Linked DNA regions of Homo sapiens: region 2 is linked to region 1. The links are chromatin loops, found by intact Hi-C in ENCODE. Cell type or tissue: transverse colon. All regions are shown on one strand. Each heading gives the region's core, and the rest is flanking DNA. Links, peaks and the distances in the headings are about the cores only.

Region 1 (10,152 bases), core at 855-8,854:
AGGCACTACCACATGGCCTTGGGCTGGAGCCTTGGATTTTCCATCTATCAACTGCCTTAGGAAATCCAAGCTTCTCTGAGCTCCAGTTTCTTCATCTGTAGAATGGTTATGCCAATAATTTCCTATGTCTGATGATTTGATTCTAATTGTTAGTACAATAATAACTAGCATTTCTTGTAGGCCTCCTAAATGTCAGGCATTGTATGAGTGACTTTTCATATATTGTTTTACGTAAGCCACACAACTGTGAAAAATGGTTCTCATTCTCCCCATTTTGCAGATATAACTTCCCCAAGTCACACAGTGGTATCAGAGCTAAGAATGGGACCCAGATATGACTGATCTAGTTCTGTTCCAAAACCGTGCTGTATTATATTAACGTAAGATATGTTATTATCATTACTGAATCAAGGAAAGTCGCCCACTGCACCTTGGTCCCTGGATCCAGTAGCCAAAACCTGGGGCTCCCTAAGCACTGCTGACCTAGCGGAGTGGAAGGAAGTTCCCAGGAGCCGAGACACTAGCACTCGGCTCCATCGTCCCAGGACTGGGAAACACTAGATCTGTTGGCAGCAGAAGTTGGATTATAGTCATTGAAAAGTGCCAGATGGGTAGAGTCCTTTCTCTAGGATGTCAGTATCCCAGAACCCTCTTCTGAGGAAGAGACTCTGTGGGTACCCAGAGTCTCTTCCCCTGCCTCTTCCCTACCCCGCGCCTAGTTCCCCACCCTTCCCTAGTGGAGCTCCGCGGAACGCAGTCCAGGCGGGGCCGGGGCTAGGGACCTTGCCAGAGCTGGTTCTGTGTCGCGCGTCAGAAGCGCTAGAGGTCGTTGCGTGGCGTGGGTGGCTCGGGGAGTGGGTGGCTGAGCGGAGCTGGGGTCCCTGGCCAGAGGCGGAACAAAATGGGGTCATGGCCAGGAAGACGCGCTAACGCAGTAAGAGTCACTCAGAGGGCCGGAACTGCCGGAACTGCCGAAGACCCGAGATGGGAGAGAGCTCAGGATGGGGAGAGTCTGCAGAGATTGACGATGGTGGAAGAAAGCGCAGAAACAGACAAGGGACACACCCACAGAAACATATATAGACTGAGAAAGCCGGGTGCGGGTGGGAAGGTGAGGGTGGTCAGATGAATCAAGATAGGTTGGGGGAGAGGGAGAAGGATCCAGAAATGGAGAGACAGAGATGAGTCAGAGAAACAGAGACAGAGGACAGACACTGTCAGGGAAGGTAGAGGCATAGGGAAGAGGGACACAGGGAAAGGAAGATGTTTAGGGAGGGACTAGGAGAGAAGGAAAGAACAAAAAATAATAGTGGGAGTAGAGACAGAATGGAACAGACAGAAGAAAAGACACCCAGACAGCTGGCTCTTCCCACTGTACGCTCTGTCACCTTTCCCCAGGCCTACCCTCTGAAGAGGTCCAAGCAACGGAAGTACTACTACGAAGCTGCCTTTCTGGCCATCCTTGAGAAAAATAGACAGATGGCCAAGGAGAGGGGCCTAATAAGCCCCAGTGATTTTGCCCAGCTGCAAAAATACATGGAATGTGAGTCTTCCTGTCAGGCCTTCAGTTCTGGAGACCCTGCCCCAGAGAATCCCTCCTCCTCCTCATTACACCCCCTGCCCCCCAGCTTCCTCAGTGGCTTTGAGCAGTGTGCTGCTCAGATGTGCCCATGACTGGAAATGGGAGGAGTGGGAGATGGGGAGATGTCAGAAAAAGATCCGGATCTACCACAGTCTAACTGGGCTGCATTGTGCAAGGTCTCGGCTCTCTACCCACCTTCGCTATACCTGGACTGCTTGCTCCAGCTCTCAGAGAAGAGGAGTAAAGAGTGGTACTGTTTTGGAGGATCTGAAATATTTTTCCCTCTGTATTTCTGTGTTTCTTCTTGGAATTTCTTCATCTCATTTGAATCTTTTTTCCTGCTGGATTTCTCTGGCAAGAGAACTCAGCTGGACTAATAATGCTGTTCTCTTACTCTCTCTACACCCTAGACTCCACCAAAAAGGTCAGTGATGTCCTAAAGCTCTTCGAGGATGGCGAGATGGCTAAATATGTCCAAGGAGATGTGAGTGGCAGCTGGGAAATCTTCTTCTTGATCAACTCTTCCCATCTTTGTTTTTGATCCCCAACTTCCAGGAATTATTCTGGGCCTGCCCCTCACTATCCCCTCTAGAGATACCCTAGTGTCCATTGTCACTCTGACTATTGCTTTAGGATAAAACAAGGGATTCTATTAACTCAGGACTTAATCAAAGAAACCATACTCCTGCCTCAGATGCTTCTCAGCTCTGCATTTATTATCCCTGTCCCCGCTACTCCCAATTCTTCAGCCCCAGCTCTGACCTTGCAGACTCCCCAGGATAATGCTCACTCTCATTATAGGCCATTGGGTACGAGGGATTCCAGCAATTCCTGAAAATCTATCTCGAAGTGGATAATGTTCCCAGACACCTAAGCCTGGCACTGTTTCAATCCTTTGAGACTGGTCACTGCTTAAATGAGACAAATGTGACAAAAGGTATGGTCAAGCAGGTAGGACTGGGCTAAGCCTCTGGCAGAAAAATCAAACTAGTATGGATTTGGGGTTGAGAATTAACTTGAGTCACACGTTGTGCAGGTTGGGGGAAATTGGTGGAGAATAGTCAGGCTGGTCTAGGAGCTAAAGGGAGGAAAGGTAAAGGGGAAAGGTAAGTCGAGGGCAGTGGCTCACACCTGTAGTCCCAGCACTTTGGGAAGCTGAGGTGGGAGGATTGCTTGAGGCCAGGAGTTCAAGGTGCAGTGAGCAGTAATCATGCCACTGCACTCCAGCCTCAGTGACAGAGCAAGACCCTGTCTCTCAAAAAAATCAGTAAATCTTTTTTTTAAAAAAAGGGAGAGGTGGGACAAACAAAGGATAAAACATGAGCCAAAGTGGAGGGAGCCCTGACTTCTGATCTGCTTTTTTGTAACCAGATGTGGTGTGTCTCAATGATGTTTCCTGCTACTTTTCCCTTCTGGAGGGTGGTCGGCCAGAAGACAAGTTAGAATGTGAGTTGCCCTTCTGAAGTGAGGTGGCAGGGCAGTGAAGGGAGAGAGAGGTGTTTCCCATCCTCCTTTCCCTTATTCCTTCAGGATTCCTAAAGGCTGACAGGTCTAGACAAAGGTGGGGCCAGAGAATGAGCCCATTTCCTGTGTTCTCCCAGACTATTTATACCTAATACCCTTCACCATAGTCACCCCAGTACCCATGTCTTGTGCATTCCCATGTAGGCGGCCTAGGATGTCCTTGGGATATGGATTATGTATTGTCTCCCCTGACACATTCACTGAGGGTAGAGTCCATGCCTGTTTTCCTTTCCTTTTTGTCTCTCTCTCAGTCCCATCCCAGGCTCTAGGCTTCTCACCCAAAAGCTCTCTCCCTGTCTCTTTGTTTCCCCCATATTCTGGTATGAATTCTTTGGGTATCTCTCACAAACTGACCCTGGCCCCCCTAAAACACCCCACAGTCACCTTCAAGCTGTACGACACGGACAGAAATGGGATCCTGGACAGCTCAGTGAGTTGGGGACCCTGTATGCTGGGCAAGGGAATATGTGTTAATTTGTCTGCACCCTCCTGCCCCAACTCTTCCAGGGTCTTAAGAAACAGAAGAGGATGGGGGGAGAGGTTGAGTCCTCTAGGACTAAATTTGAAAGTAAGTCCCAAGCTCTTGACCCCTCAAAGAGAATGCTGGATACATGAATTGGGTCTGCCTTACAAACATACAAACACATTTATTTACTTGGCAGACATACCTGAGAATGAGAGGTGTGAATCTGGGGTGGAACCCAGGAACACTGATTTCTGGAAAAGAGTTTGGATGGTGGTAGTAAAGGGGATATGGCTGTGGCTCTTGCCCTTTTTGCTCCAGGAAGTGGACAAAATTATCCTACAGATGATGCGAGTGGCTGAATACCTGGATTGGGATGTGTCTGAGCTGAGGCCGGTAAGGCAGCTCTTCCTTCATGTCCCTTCTTGTACCTTCTTCCCTGGTGAGTCCTGCATCTGCCTTACTTCATCTCTGACAGGCAACCTGGTTCCCTTGGCTAGGATGGCTGGGCTGGATATCCTAAGAGGCAGTGGAGAGGTGTTGGGTCTGAAGACCCACTCATACTGAAAGTCCCTTTCCACTCTGTGCTCAGATTCTTCAGGAGATGATGAAAGAGATTGACTATGATGGCAGTGGCTCTGTCTCTCAAGCTGAGTGGGTCCGGGCTGGGGCCACCACCGTGCCACTGCTAGTGCTGCTGGGTCTGGAGATGGTGAGTAGGAGAGACTTTGGGGGATGAGTAAGACAGCCTTGGGTTATGCTTGCCCGGATTGGCCCTGTAAGGGCTTTGACACTCCCTAGCATCTACTGTGCCTTCCTAGACTCTGAAGGACGACGGACAGCACATGTGGAGGCCCAAGAGGTTCCCCAGACCAGTCTACTGCAATCTGTGCGAGTCAAGCATTGGTCTTGGCAAACAGGGACTGAGCTGTAACCGTGAGTAATGGGAGCTGGGAGGTAGGGGAAGAGGGTCAGCCCAGCTATCTGTGGGAGCTTGATGCTGTAAACTTAGAAAAGACCTAGGTTTGAATCCTGGGCTCTGCCACTGACTAGTTATGTGACCTTGGGAAAGCCACATCACTTCTTTAAGCCTTAGTTTCCTCAACTGAAAATGAGGTAATTGTGAGCATTAAAAAAGTTGGTGCAAGAAAAGTGCTTCAGATGGTGCATGCACATACTATAAAATGCAATAAAAAATATCTATTATGATTACTGTTGCTGTTAGACCTGGGCCTCCCAAGCATTATCCAGCTCAGTTCCTGCCTGGCACATGGATGGTGTGGGGCAGGCATGCAGTAGCAGCTGATCTTTTAGGAGGAAGAGTAAGGAAAAGGCGTGGGTTTTGGAGGTGGGCACTTCACCCCGAACTTTTATTCTGCTACACCCTCAAGCAAGGGATCACATATCTGATCCTGCCTCACCCTCAGGTAAGAAGGAAATAGGGGGAGAGGCTCAGCTAAGCCTCCCAACTTCTTCCTTCTCCCTCAGTCTGTAAGTACACTGTTCACGACCAGTGTGCCATGAAAGCCCTGCCTTGTGAAGTCAGCACCTATGCCAAGTCTCGGAAGGACATTGGTGTGAGTGATCTCATGCCTCCACCCCCAACATCACCTACATCCTGGCCCTGGCCCTGGCCCTTGGCCCATTGCTGCCCTCAGCCCCTCCCTCCCCTAGGTCCTGCTCAGACCCTGCCAGACAAGGAACTGCCTTTCTCCCCAAGGTCCAATCACATGTGTGGGTGCGAGGAGGCTGTGAGTCCGGGCGCTGCGACCGCTGTCAGAAAAAGATCCGGATCTACCACAGTCTGACCGGGCTGCATTGTGTATGGTGCCACCTAGAGGTCAGTTTGGGAGCCATCCCTTCTGGGTGCGTCTTACCCCGCAGAGCTGCCTTCTCCACGGGCCTCCGGCCACACCTCCTTTACAGGCACAGTTGCCCCTGCTCCCAAGGGCTCTTTCCAGCCCAGACTGCCAGGTTGAGAGGAGACAGGGTTACCTTCGTGATCTCTCTGTGCCCACCTCGTCTTTCAGATCCACGATGACTGCCTGCAAGCGGTGGGCCATGAGTGTGACTGTGGGCTGCTCCGGGATCACATCCTGCCTCCATCTTCCATCTATCCCAGTGTCCTGGTGAGACCCTCGGCAGCAGCGGGGAGGGGACAGGAGTGCCTCCCCGATTTCCCACACGCACAGAGTGGCATTTAGAATAGAGAGCTCATACTTTTAGGATTCAAGTCAGACCCCTCTATTTAGGGATTCATGCACAATACAGCTTTTCTTCCCTCTACTTTCTTCCCCTCCCAGGCCTCTGGACCGGATCGTAAAAATAGCAAAACAAGCCAGAAGACCATGGATGATTTAAATTTGAGCACCTCTGAGGCTCTGCGGGTACAGGGCTGAGAGTCTTGGGCTTCATGATGGGGGCAGGTTTTTCACTGGAGCCCTCATGGGTGGGAATGAAGTGGGAGAGCCTGGTGGGGAGCGGTTGATGCTCACTCTCCAGAAACTCCACCATGGTAGGGGAGGGAAGGGGAGGGAAACAGGAGGGAGGGGGGAAATATCTTGGTGGAATGCTAGCCCTCTGCCCCTGTCTCCTGGGCCCACCTTAACTCTGACAAAATCCTGCTTTCTTTGTCCTTATTTTCTTCCCCCAATGCAGATTGACCCTGTTCCTAACACCCACCCACTTCTCGTCTTTGTCAATCCTAAGAGTGGCGGGAAGCAGGGGCAAAGGTGAGGAGAAATATATTGGGTCTTCTAAGATGAGAGGCAGGGCCTGCCTGCAACACTTAGAAGGTGGAAGGGGATGTGTGTGTCTGGAGGGGCATACCTTGAGGAACACACAAAGAGGGTGAGGTTCAGAAGATCACCCCCAACCCCCGCGCCTGCCATGAACTTTTCTTTTTCCCACACACAGGGTGCTCTGGAAGTTCCAGTATATATTAAACCCTCGACAGGTGTTCAACCTCCTAAAGGATGGTCCTGAGATAGGGTGAGCACAGGTTAGGGACTGTATCACAGTGTTTTCGTGGGTCTGTGTATCTGTATATGTTAGGAGAGTGCAGGAAAGAGTGCAGATTGGGAGAGGAGGGCTAGAGATCCCCAAGAGGCCAGAATTCAGAATATTTCCTTCCCTAGGGTCACTGGGTATCCCATCCTCCGAGCTCTCTGGCCCATCTTTGTCCTGCTCTCAAAGAATGAAGATCCAATTTTTCCCTAACCACTGAGGAGTGGCTATAACTTTCCCCATTGTTCTTTTCTGTGACCTTCATAGAAACTCAAGTCTTTTGACAAAAAGGAGGAGGGTCCTACGGAATGAGAGACAAGAAGCAATCTGCCTGCTCAGGACTTGGGTAGCCTCAGTCCTGTTATCCTTCTTCATATTCTCTCTCCCCTTTGTCTCAGGCTCCGATTATTCAAGGATGTTCCTGATAGCCGGATTTTGGTGTGTGGTGGAGACGGCACAGTAGGCTGGATTCTAGAGACCATTGGTCAGTGCAGGGAGGGGCGTGGGGAAGGTATTGGGGTCGTAGTCTTGCAGAGCTAACTCACTCCATCCTTCTCTTCACCTGCCTCCGCAGACAAAGCTAACTTGCCAGTTTTGCCTCCTGTTGCTGTGTTGCCCCTGGGTACTGGAAATGATCTGGCTCGATGCCTAAGATGGGGAGGAGGTAAGTGGTTAGAAATTGTTTTGCTGTAGGCTGAGAGGAGTTGTGTAGGAAGGGAAAGGCACTTAGAGAAGAAACTAGGCATCTGGTATGGAAAGGATTGGGGAAGAAGAGGGGCACAGACAGGTGGATACAAAAGTGGAATGTCCAAAAAGAAGAGAGCTTTGGAAGAAGCAGGGACCACAATCTGAACCTAGAAGGGTCAAGGGTGATAGTCCCCTTTCCTGTAAATATTTTTATGTTTCTCCCAACCAACTCTTATGGCTCAGAGAATCAAGGAATATGGGGGTGGGGAACAATGTGTGAATAAGGAAGGTTGTATAAGAGCTAAGCCAGATGCTGAATGATGGAGCTAGCAGGTCATGACTCATTCACTCATTCAAACAATTAACCAGGTAGTCATTAATTAATTCACTATGATTTCTTTCAGAGTATTGCAATAGTCTCCTAACTGCTCTCCCATTTCTAATCTCTTATGCCTTTCAAACAGAAGGAGTTTGAGGGATGGTATTGGTAGATAAAGAGGTCAGTGTAGGGCAGATTGTGTTTGAGGAATCTTGGAGTTGAGGTTATTGGGTTCAGGGTCCAGCTCTAAGATCTTGCTGGAGATCTTAGGGAATAGAGATCTGCTAAGGGCAGCGGAAGGCATTCTAGGTGGAGGAAGTAGTGTAAGGCCAGAGGAGCCACCAAACAACATGGTGGTGCATTGGGGGAACTGTAAGTCATTCATCATGATTGGGACATAGGGTGAAAGGTGGAAAATGTGGAGAGGGAAGACTAGTTGAGCAGAGTCCAGATGATGGAGGGTTATGAATACTGTGCCAGGGAGTTTTTAATTTTATCCTGTCAGAGATTGCAAGCTGACAGCCCACAGTAATGATTTTGTGTTGTTTTGTATTAGTTGCCTTGCAGTGTTTTCAATTTCTTTGTACTTGATTATTTCTAAGTGGGACATGTATTCTTCAGTTTATCACAATCCCCTTGGCTCCCTGCTAGTCACTTATTCACTTTCCCTTTCTTTTTTTTTTTTCTTGAGATGGAATCTCGCTCTGTTGCCCATGCTGGAGTGCAGTGGTGCCATCTCAGCTCACTGCAACCTCTGCCTCCCAGGTTCAAGTGATTCTCCTGTCTCAGCCTCCTGAATAGCTGGAAATACAGGTGTGTGCCATCACGCCCTGCTAATTTTTGTATTTTTAGTAGAGACGAGGTTTCACCATGTTAGCCAGGATGGTCTTGAACTCCTGACCTCAAGTGATCTGCCCACCTAGGCTTCCCAAAATGTTGGGATTACAGGTGTAAGCCACCATGCCCAACCCACTTTACCATTCAAGCCACTCAGGTATTTGAGTGTGCAATCCCTGAACTATGAGCAAACTCTTTTTTTTTCTTTTCTCTTTTTTTTTTAACTCAATCAAACAAGCAGCAGTGAGGGGGAACTCGATGTAAGTAAAAGATGTAACTAAAAGAACAAATAGGAAGAAATATCTCTGAGTGCTCATTATAACTTGTTTTATATATAGACATATAACCAATTCTTTGACCAGTTTTCAGATCCTCAACATCTGACTTCTTCATTTATAATATTAGATATTTTGAAATTACATATTTTATGTCTTCCCTGTATTCTGCAAACAAAAATCAAGTTAGCATAAACAAGCAAACAAGTTAGCAGAAAACATTGCAGTTTTCTGCTAACTCAACCTGAATCATGACAATAAGGATATAAATGTAGCACTAATGAAAATGTATGTTGGGCTGGGCACGGTGGCTGATTCCTGTAATCCCAACACTTTGGGAGGCCAAGGTCAGAAGATCGCTTTAAGCCAGGAGCTGGAGACCAGCCTGGACAACAAAGTGAGACCAAGTCTCTACAAAATATTTTTTAAAAAATTAGCTGGGCATGGTGGCACGCACCTGTAGTCCCAACAACTCAGGAGGTGGAGGCTGGAGGATTCCTTGAGCCCAGGAGTTTCAGGCTGCAATGAGCTATGATTGGGCCACTGCACTCAATCCTGGCTGACACAGTGAGATCTCATCTCTAAAAATAAATAAACACACAAATAAATAGCCAGGCATGGTGGCACATGCCTATAGTCCCAGCTGAGGCTGAGGCGGGAGGATTGCTTCAGCTGAAAAGATCGAGGCTGTAGTGAGCCATGATTGCACCACTGCACTCCAGCCTGGGCAACAGTGTGAGACTTTAAATTAAAAAATAAAAAGGAAAACATGTTGACACTGAAAAAATCATAAGGTTCGAAGAGGGGGGATTGAAGGGATTATCACTATGGGAGCTCTGTGGAAGATGGATTGTAGGAAGGAGACAGAATAGGAAATTACCTGTTTGCAGTAGTCCAGACAAGAGATGATGAATACAGAAGCCAAGGCAGCAGCAGTGGAGTTAATGAGGTAGAAGCCACAGCTCTGGATAACTGATAGGTTGTGGAGAAGGAGGTAGAGAAAAGTCTAGGACATTTCCTAGGTTTGTGGATTCAGCAGATGGAGGTGGCATTTATTTATTCATTTATTCATTTATTTATTTTTATTTATTTATCTTTTTGAGACAGAGTCTCATTCTGTTGCCTAGACTGGAGTGCAGTGGCACAATCTCAGCTCACTGCAACTTCTACCTCGCAGGTTCCGGCGATTCTCCTGCCTTACCCTCCCGAGTAGCTGGGATTGCAGGTGTCCACCACCACATCCAGCTAATTTTTGTATTTTAAGTGGAGACGAGATTTCACCATGCTGGCCAGGCTGGTCTCGAGCTCCTGACCTCAGGTGATCCGCCCACCTCTGCCTCCCAAAGTGCTGGGATTATATGCGTGAGCCACCGTGCCCAACCTTGGGGTGGCATTTATTAAGACAGGGAATATAGGAGGAAGACCAGTTTAAGGAAGAAAAATTCAGTTTGGGGCAGGT
Region 2 (10,152 bases), core at 1,051-9,050, 950 kb before region 1:
CCCTGAACTAGGGGTAAAAGAGCAATCTGAGTTTAAAACTATACTAGTTACTTAATTTCACTGGATATCGGTATCACCTTCTGACAGAGAAATATTTTCTAAGATCCTCTTGGCTTTAGATGTCAGTAACACCTGTACAGACTATTTTTCTCTACCCTTTTATAACTGCATGTAGTTTATTATGGAAAATGAAAATATTAAGTGATATTTGGTAAGAAATTATTATAAAGGTATTAGAAAAAGTATTTTGAAAGACTCTTTTCCATTGAAAAGCCAAGTAAATATTGCTTTTGAATAATATTATCCTCTAGACATGTAACCTGATAACACTGATAAATAAGAACAATTTCTGAACACTGATGAGCCCATCAAACAGATGGGCTGTAGTGAGTATAAGTTCTGGAGCTGCAGAACTACAGGCTGAGCTGGCAGGTTGCCCAGACCTGGGGCAGAGCCAGGACAGCTGTCCATAGAGGCTGTCCCAAGACAGAGAAGCTGCTGCTCAGAGCCACTGCTCTGGGCCGAGCAGCTGGGCCCCTCTGCCCAGGCCCAGATGCAAATCATCTGCCTCCATTTCAGCTCTCAACCTTCTTCTTTCTCAGATCCTGGGGTTTGCAAATGCCATTTTTGTTTTGTTTTGTTTGGCTGTTTTGTTTTTTTTGCTAAGAGTCTGTTCCTCCAAATTGCTGATGTGGGAATTTGAGTGACTTTGTCTCCTTCCTGTACCAAAGGCTCAAAAGTAGAAAGAGAGAGTGGATAGAATTGTAGGGGAGAGAGCAGTGATTTAACTCACCAAGGATTTTCTGAACTTTCTCCAGGCAGAAAAGTGTCCACCAAGGTCATCTTGTTCTTTTCTCTGCTTCTATGTTCTGGTTGTTAAGGATACAAACAAATGGGATTCTCTAACTTTTCTAACCTACCCATTCTACTAAATTACTCCACTCAATGCCAGAAAGTTCTTCCTTCTGTCTGGCTGTATCTTCCCTCTGTAAGAGTCCAGCAAAACAGAAGAGCAATCCATCTCAGGCCTCTGCAGAGGGTGTTCTTTCAGTGATCTGGATTGTAATTCTACCCAAAATGTATTTTATTGGATACCTTCTGAGTGTCAGAAATGAGATAGATCTGGGGAAGGGACTGAGGGGAGTATAGAAGGAGAGGAAGATATACAAGGGGGAGAAACAGTATCAAATACTGTCCCTTAGAGGGCTTATTTTCTAGTATGATCAAGTAATTTGGGGAAATACAGGGTTAACAAAAGACAAACATGTTCCTTTAAGGCAGTGGTCCCCAACCTTTTGGCATCAAGGACTGGTTTCATGGAAGACAATTTTTCCATGGGAGCAGGGTGAGGGGGAGGGTTTGGCGATGAAACTGTTCCACTTCAGATGATCATGCCTGCCACTCACCTTCCTGCTGTGAGGCCAGGTTCCTAACAGGCAACCAAACTGTGCTGGTCTGTGGTCCAGGGGTTGAGGCCCCCTGCTTTAAGGCATAACTTCTTGAGGCTTTTAATAGATTAACATGAATTGTGACTCTCCTAGAAGGAGAAAGTTTTGTATTTCCCAAATGTATTGGCCTATGGATTCCCCTGCCCTCCCCTCCCCTCCCCTCTCCTTCCCTACCCTTCCCTTATCTTTCCTTCCTTCCTTGGAACATCCCAAGGAAATTATTTTGGAAAAGTTTTCTTCCACTACAGCCACTTCTCTGGATTAAATCGTGACATTAACATCTTTGATTATATTCAGATGGCTATGAACACAGGATTGAATTCTCAGTGAGCCTATGTTTCATCTTTCTTTTGATCAAGCCCATTTAACTCAGAATCACAGGTCTTAATTGAGTTCTTCTGTGTGATTTGCATGGTGAGTGCTCAGTGTTTTGTAAGCCCATGGAGGAGGACAGAGCCTGGATGTGGGTGTAAGTGCAGTGGAGGAGGAGAGATCTGAGGGTTTCATAGGATGGGAGGCAGGAGACTTTCAGGGCTAGAGAGAGATCTATCAAGAAAAATCTCATGGACTTGACAAACAAGAAATGTGGAAGAGTTTTAAAACTTGATCTCTCTTCCCAAAAGAAAAGAGGGCTTCCAGCAGGGTTCCTCCCTACACCTGGGACCTGGTACAAAGTAAACACTTATAGCAACGGTATAATTATTGATGGGGAAAGAAAGAAGAGGAGGAGTGAAAAGCAGTCAAAATTTTTAGATGATAGAGGATTTAAGGTGGGTTGAGCTATTACCTTAGTATGTTCATCTGCTACAACAGAGAAAATCCCATAAAATGGGTGATTTACAAACAACAGTAATTTATTTCTGGCAGTTCTGGAGAGAAGTCCAAAATCAAGGTGCTGGCGGATTTGGTGTCTGGTGAGAGCCTACTTCCTAAGTCATAGATACCTGTCTTCTCACTGTGTCCTCATGTGATGGGAAGGGAGAGCTAGCTCTCTGGGGTCTCTCTTATAAGGCCCTAATCCTGATCGTGAGGGCTCTGCTCTCCTGACCTAATCATTTCACCAAAATGCCACCTCATGATACCATCACCTTGGGGGTTAAAGTTTCAACATATGAATTTGGGGGGCTGGCATGAACATTCAGACTATAGCAACCTTGGAGAAACCATGAAGGGAGCATCAGGGGTTAGTGACTTCATGGATTTGGGGAACATTTAAAACCAGGTTCTTCAGACCCAACATTCTAAAGCCTTGAAAAGGATAGGCATCAAAAGACACAATAGCAGGTAAAATTCGGGCGTTGTTGTAGATTTGGTATAAGGGAAGAATAGGTAGGGTGAATGAATATGGGGTTAGAGATTAGAGGTAGAACATGAAAACATGGGTTATTGTGAGAAAGGGGCAGGAGGTCACAGATTGGAGGAAGGGGCAGATTTTTTTTTAAGAGCCTAGGTTCTTCTCTCACCTCCACAAAGGGGAGGCGCTGAAGTCTGAGGCCACTCTACCAAAGTCAGACTGCACTCGCTGTCCACAGGAGACTGGAGACCCTGGTGCGCGGTGGACACAGGTCAAAGCAGAAGAGGGTGTGGGGCAGAACCCAGCAATGAACTGCAGAACGATAGACCAAGGTTTCTGGAAAGATGTTAAGTGTTTCCTCAGTGTAGTGTCAGTTAATCAGAGGAAATGGGACAACTGCGGCCTTCTGATCAGAGGGATATCTGCAGGTGGCGAGATGGTCCATGTGGCACCCCAGAGTATGTTCCGCGCGCGCAGGAGTGTCAGATCCAAGGAGAGTTCTCTCTGTTAGGTTTGAGAAAGAGTAGGAGGAAGAGGTGGAGGAGGAAAAGAGAGAAGAGACACTGAATCAGAGAGAAGCAGAGAGAGAATCTGAGGGAAATGATTTACATGCAAGAGAAAGTGAAACTGAAGTGTAACCACCCACCCAAACTGCAAAAGGCAACTTCTCTTGTCCACCCACTGGAGGAAACATCTCATCTTTCTCAGGCACCTGGCCTGGCAACACTCATCCTGCTCCCATAGCCTGTCCTGCCTCCCTTAGAAGGTAGGAACAACTGAGAAAGTGGGAGTGAAGGAGATTTAAATGACTTAAAGTGCTCCACAGCTACATATTATAATTTTCCCTATACTTACACTGAACCTGTCCCTTTTGACCTATGCGTTAAGGAGTGAGAAGTAAAAAATCCTGTCCTTTAGGCCTTACTCTGCTTCTTTTCTGGGTTTCAGAGTCCTTAAATGTAAAATGAGGAAGTAAAAATAAACTGTCTTTAGGGTTCTTCCCAGTGTAATGTTTTATATTTCTAATAATACTATCATTTAATGAGTGAATACTCTGCGAAAAATGACTAATATATCTTAACTTGAATCCTGAAAACAATCTCAAAAGTGGATATTGTGATCCATAGATGAATTAAGTAAGATTGTGTCTCTTTCTGACTTTTCCCACCCTGCAAACCTCTGTCTTCACAGATGAACCCCCAACCTGTTACACAGTCATACATCACTTAGTGACGGGGACATGCTCTGAGAAATGCGTCCTTGTGTGAACATCATAGAGTGCATTTACACAAACCCGGATGGTATAGCCTACTGCACGCCTTGGCTATATGATGCAATCTATTCCTCCTCGGCTTCAAATCTGGACAGCATGTTACTGTACTGAATGCTGTAGGCAATTGGAACACAGTGGGAAGTGTTTGTAGCTCTTAACACATCTTAACATAGAAACAGTACAATAAAAATATAGTATAAGAGATAAAAAATGGTACACCTGTATAGGACACTTACCATGAATGTGGCTTGTAGAACTCGAAGTTGCTCTGGGTGAGTGAGTGAGTGGGTGCAGGTGACCGTGAAGGCCTAGGACATTACTGTACATCACTGTAGACTCTATAAACACTGGACACTTAAGCTACACTAAACTTACTTAAAAATATTTTTCTCTCTTCATTAATAAATTAACCTTAACTTACTGTAATTTTTTTATTTTATACAATTTTAAATTTTTGACTTTTTTGTTAATAACACTTAGCTGAAAACACACATTGTACAGCTGTACAAAAATATTTTATTTATATCCTTATTTGATAAGCTTTTTTAATTTTTAAATTATTTTATTTTACTTTTTAAACTTTTTAAAAAAATTATGACACAAATACACACATTACTTTTGGCCCACACAGGGTCAAGATAATCAATATCACTGGCTTGCACCTCCACATCTTATCCCACTGGAAGGTCTTCAGGGGCATGGAGCTGTCATCTCCCTATGAGGACGATGCCTTCTGGAAGAGGTCCTGAAGGACCTGCCTAAGGCTGCTTTACAGTTCACTTTTTAAACAAGTAGAAGTAGTGCACTGTAAGACAACAATAAAAAGTATAGTGCAGTAAACACATAAACTACATAAACTATACATAACTATACATAAACTATACATAAAAGTATAGTGCAGTTTAGTATATGTATAGGTACAGAGCACTATACATAAAAGTATAATGCAGTAAATACATAAACTACATACAAAAACTGTTACTCCAGTAACAGTTGTTTATTATCATTATTAAATATGTACTATACGTAGATGTATGTACTCTACTTTTATATGACTGGCACGCAGTGTTTGTTTACACGAGCAATCAACACAAACATGCAAGTAAACGTGAGTAATGCATTGTGCTACCACATTACCATGGCTACGACGTCACTAGGTGATAGGAATTTTCCAGCTCCATTATAATCTTACGAGACTGTGGTATATGCGGTCCATCCTTGATCAGAATATTGTTATGCAGCTCAAGACTGTACTCCTAATGACCACCAGGTGGCAGCCTATACCCATTCTTTAATCTCACAGTTACATAGGTGGAAATCTCAGATTAGCCCACTGCCCAGGAGGTTGTCTAACCCAGACTGATGAATTAACCCAATTATGGAGTATCTGGACAACCCCTGTTTGTCTGATTTGTATCACAGGAGATTGAACGAATTTAGGAGCTGAATAAGCAATCGAAGATTTCTTCCTTTTATTTTTTTGGATTTCTTTTTCGTCTTTGGAGACAGGGTCTCCCCAGGGCCCAGGCTGGAGTGCAGTGGCACAGTGATGGCTCACTGCTGCTTCGACCTCCTGGGCTCCAAAGATCTTCCAACCTCAGCCTCTCGAGTAGCTGGGACTAGGCACCACCACCATGCCTGGCTAATTTTTTTGTAGAGACAGGATCTTACTTAGTTGCCCAGGCTGGTCTCAAACTCCTGGGCTCAAGCAATTCTCCCCCCTCAGCCTCCCAAAGTGCTGGGATTACAGGTATGAACTACCACCATGCCCGGCCAGATTGCTCATTTTAAATTAAACAGTTTTCAGGGTTGAATAGAATTTCAAAAGGTTAAGGAGTAAAAAGTAGTCTGTACTCACAGAGAGATTTGAGTGAGCATAAATACCAAGATGGAAAAGTATAGGGTATGTTTGGGAAAAATCAAGTAGCTCAGCATGGCTATACTGTGAGTTGTGTTATGAGAAAGAGTGAGTGGAACCTAAGATAATTAACCTAAATTAAGTTTAGATCTAAGAAATCTTGAATACCATATTTTGGGTTATGAAATTTGTTTTAACTTTAACAGTTTTCCTTTGAAATAGAGAACTTCTGTACACCTGTCACTCTGACTTAAAATTGTTAATATTTTGCTTTATTATAATGTATTTTTTCCCAACATTTTGAGAATCAGTTGTAGATATTATGCCCCTTTGCCTCTTAAAATTAAAGACAATAATTTTCATAACTATAGTATAATTATCAAAATTTTAAAAATAACATTGATACAATCATCTAGTTTACAGACTTTATTGTTTTCCAAATAATATGTAGGATCACACACTGCATATAGTTTTCATGTCTCTTTTGTCTCCTTAAATCTGAAATTCTTTCTCTACTTTTCTTTATCTTTCATGGAAATTGAATTTTTTTCCTTTCCAATTTTTGTTTTAGGTTCAGGGGTACATGTTACATGGGTAAATTGGGTGTTGCGGGGTTTGCTGTACACATTCTTTCATCACCCAGGTAATGAGCATAGTACCTAATGGGTAGTTTTCTGATCCTCACCCTCCTCCCACTCATTACCCTCAAGTAGACCCAAAGTTGCTTCCTGCTTTGTGTCCATGGTGTACTTGATGTTGATATTTTTAAAGAGTATAGTCCTTCTATTCTGTAGAGCATCTCTCAATTTGATTTGTCTGCAGTTCATGTGATTCAATCTGCGTTAGACAATTTTGTCAGGATTACTACATGTGATGATGTCTCCCCAGTGCATCACATCAGGAAGTATGTAGTATCAGTTTTCCTATTATTGGTAATATAATGTGGTATTCTTTTTTTCCACTGTAAATTTATAATTTTCCTTTTTAAATTAAAAAGTACTTTTAAATATTTTCAAACTATGTCAATATCCTATTCCTTATTAAGCTTTCAACTCTCACCTACTAGTTTTGGTATTTTATCTTCTTAAGAGTTGGGAGTCATCAAAAATATATTGAGCTGGATAGGATAAAATCAGAACCATGTTTAGAAATGTCACCCTAGAAACTGTGAGTGTGTGATTTTACTATCTTCAACTCTGACACATTGTAGACCTTCCTTTTTTTTTTTTTTTTTTTTTTGGTTTGTTTTATTTTTTGAGATGGAATCTCGCTCTGGCTCCTAGGCTAGAGTACAGTGGTGCGATCTCAGCTCACTGCAACCTGTGCTTCCTGGGTTCAAGCAAATCTCCTGCCTCAGCCTTCCGAGTAGCTGGGATTACAGGCGCCTGCCACCACACCCAACTAATTTTTGTATTTTTAGTAGAAACGGGGTCTCACCATGTTGGCCAGGCTGGTCTCGAACTCCTGACCTCAAGTGATCTGTCCGCCTCAGCCTCTCAAAGTGCTGGGATTACAGGTGTGAGCCACCGCACCCAGCCTAGGCCTTCCTTTTGTCTGGGACTCTGGTACCCAAGTTCTGACCTGCTCCAGGTAATCTTTTAACCTTGAGTCTAGCACATACGAATCTTGGTAGATTGGTGATGTCCTCCTATCAGGCCAGTGCAGCCCAGGCTCAGATCACACATTTTGGATGGATTTGTTCCTTTGGGCAGATTCCCTTGTGCAAGGAACAACCAGCACAATCATAAGTGCAGAGACCTAACAGCTCTGGATTAAATTTGGAAAACATTAGAATATGGGAGAAAAGAAACATACATTAAGCTCTTCCAACTCACCCATCTCTCTTCTGGTTGTTTCTCTGTACATCCTCTCGTGTAAATCTCACAGCAACCCTTCAAGGCAGGCACTAGCATTCCAATTATACAGATGAAGAAACTGAGGTTCAGGAGTCTCTGTAGAAGGCCACGATTTAAAGCTTGATGTCTCTGATTCTGAAACCTATATGCATTATATACGCTACTTTATAATCCATTGATTGCAGTGACAATACTAACATTGGCTTGTCACTGACATACCAGCTTTTTAAATACACATTTTCCTCACATTCTCATGACAAGTTGTGGGAAATGGAGAGCAGATGCCAATTGTCTCATTTGACAGATGAAAATCAATGCCCACACAGCTAGTGGGAAAATCAAGCCTTTTGACTTTTAGTCAAGAGATCTGTGTAATTTTATCATGTGCCCTTTTAGGGCACGTGTGGATTTAGAGGAGTGAGGGAGAAGAGATAAGGAGAGAAATCTGTAGGGGTGGAGGACATCAGCAGGAGGAAATCTGTACAATCAAGATGGTTTCCTGAACGTGAGCTGTGGGGCTGCCCAGTGATGCCCGCAGGCTTCAGGATGCAGGACACATCTGCACCCCTGGTTCCTCTTGCCAGAGCCCAGGAGATTGGCAGGAACCCTAGGGAAGACCCAGTTCTGGGTGCAGGGCAGATGCTGAGCAGCTGAGCAAGCAGAACTCTGCAGGCGGGCGTTGGGGGTTCTCCTCTAGCTAACTTGGGTTTCCAGAGGCCTGAGAGCACAGCTTCCATATCTTCCTCCTTTGGGAGGAGGAAAGCTGGCTTCTCTTGCCTCTGACTCCCAGTGGTTCTCAAGGCCCCAGTGGGAGGTATTTGCCTGGGAAAAACAGAGCTGAAAGAGCAACAGAACCTCAAAGTATGAAGGAAAAGGAGAAACTGGCTTCTCCTCTGCTTTTTCTTAGAAGACAAGAGGCAGTTAGGGTAGGGCCAGAATGATTTTGCGAGTCCTTGAAGGGGAGAGGAAAGGTTAAAAGCCACAGGGAAAATTAACTCTGAGGGTAAAGAAAAGGATCCCCAGTGTATCCCTACATGTCTACCTACTCTCTGCAATAACAGACAGACATCTGAGTGGGACTGGCTTATGTTTGTCATAAAGAAAGATTTCTATGGATCTCCAAGATTTTCTGACAACGGGAGGGATGCGATGATGCCTGGAGGGGCCGTGTGTTCCATAGGGAGGCAGTGACTAGAGAATGGCCTGTCTGGGTTTGACTCCCTGCTCTGTCATTAACCTGCTATTTGAATTTGGGCAAGTTACACATCCTTGAAGCCTTCGCCTTCTCATGTAACACGAGACGATCATAGTGGCGACCTCAAAGTGATGTGCAAGTGAAATGAGGGAGTATGTAAAGCTTAGTATATCATCTAGTACTTAAGAAAGGAGCAGAGACTTTAGCTGTTGTCACATTTGTCACTTACAGTGAAAGAGCATTGGGTTGAGGGTGAGGAAACCTGGTTTCTATTTGTTTCTTTCTGTATATCCAGCTCTTTCCTCGGCAAACAATATCTTCTTCTTTTCCCCCATATGTCCTCTGGTAAAGAGACAGTATTGCATAAGATCCAAATTCTATTTTAACTTCTGATAGTAACTCACATTTTGAGCAAATGCAAATTACTTTACCACTCTGAGCCTCAGTTTCCCCATATATAAATGGAGAGGATAATAGCTATTTGGAGTTGTGGATTATTAGCACAGTGTTTAGAGTCAGACAAGCCTGGATTTGAATCATACCTTCAAAACTTACTAGCTATGTGACTGTGGGCATTTTACTTAAAGTCTCTGAGCCTCAGTTTCCTCAATTGTTACATGAGGATTATAACACCTAACACTTTTGTTGAGCTTGGCAAGGACTACTTAAGACAGTAAGTGTAAGCTGCTTAACCTAGAGCCCAGCTGAAAGTAAGTACCCTGGCAGCAAATTTGTACCTGGTAGCTTTCCTGTATGAACGAATGAAATCACCTAAGAAGTATTCTTTTAATCACATCTCTTCTGCCTGAAACAAAAAGGAGATAATACATGTGCAAATTTCATGTCTTCATTCTGCTTCCCCCATTTAGATTGATCCTCTGAAAAAGTATCTAAGGATATTTGTCCCAAATTCAGCCATAACCTGCTCCAACATCCCCCATCTATTCCCTCCAGGGTAACTCACAAAGCCCATCCATCAACTCTCAAGCTCACCTTTGTCATGCAGAGTGGACCAGCCTGGAGCTACGAATCCCCCTCCCCCAACACCCAACATCCCAACACACACACACACACATATATATACTGCACACTAATTTCTCAAAAGCCAAATTAAAGTCACCGTCCATCCACTGCCAGAAGCCCCTTTCCTCTTCCTTACTCCCAAAGGAATCCTCGCCCTCCATAGACATCACCCTCCCCCCAGCTCCATCCTCTATCACAGACACAC

Evidence for each region. Hi-C counts contacts between places; a loop is a spot of excess contacts. Peaks named below come from ENCODE experiments on the same cell type or tissue, not always from the same donor. Only the 100,000 strongest peaks of a DNase experiment are listed, where the experiment ranks them.
Region 2: a loop joins it to region 1, with 32 times the contacts of the local background. A loop is called at or near these places in 2 of 110 quality-filtered maps.

Annotation. Positions count from the first base shown.
Region 1 is chr12:55,935,025-55,945,176 of GRCh38, forward strand. DGKA (diacylglycerol kinase alpha) reads left to right here. Exons shown (of 24, transcript NM_001345.5): 2 at 1,399-1,543; 3 at 1,993-2,066; 4 at 2,384-2,519; 5 at 2,954-3,028; 6 at 3,487-3,536; 7 at 3,891-3,965; 8 at 4,162-4,281; 9 at 4,391-4,505; 10 at 5,058-5,146; 11 at 5,290-5,409; 12 at 5,600-5,698; 13 at 5,873-5,956; 14 at 6,228-6,301; 15 at 6,486-6,560; 2 more. The coding sequence starts at 1,480. Among named protein-coding and RNA genes, the nearest start is that of DGKA, 8.9 kb to the left of the region's middle. RefSeq lists enhancers at 4,916-5,416, 5,417-5,917, 5,537-5,626. In transverse colon, for the core only: a CTCF peak has its summit at 5,406 (motif pointing left); a DNase peak (open chromatin) is centred at 5,387; H3K4me3 peaks cover 100 bases; H3K27ac peaks cover 1,551 bases.
Region 2 is chr12:54,988,138-54,998,289 of GRCh38, forward strand. All of the region lies in intron 1 of LOC107984515 (a long non-coding RNA gene), which reads left to right. Among named protein-coding and RNA genes, the nearest start is that of TESPA1, 8.5 kb to the left of the region's middle. RefSeq lists enhancers at 3,076-3,265, 3,926-3,975. In transverse colon, for the core only: a CTCF peak has its summit at 5,289 (motif pointing right); a DNase peak (open chromatin) is centred at 5,304.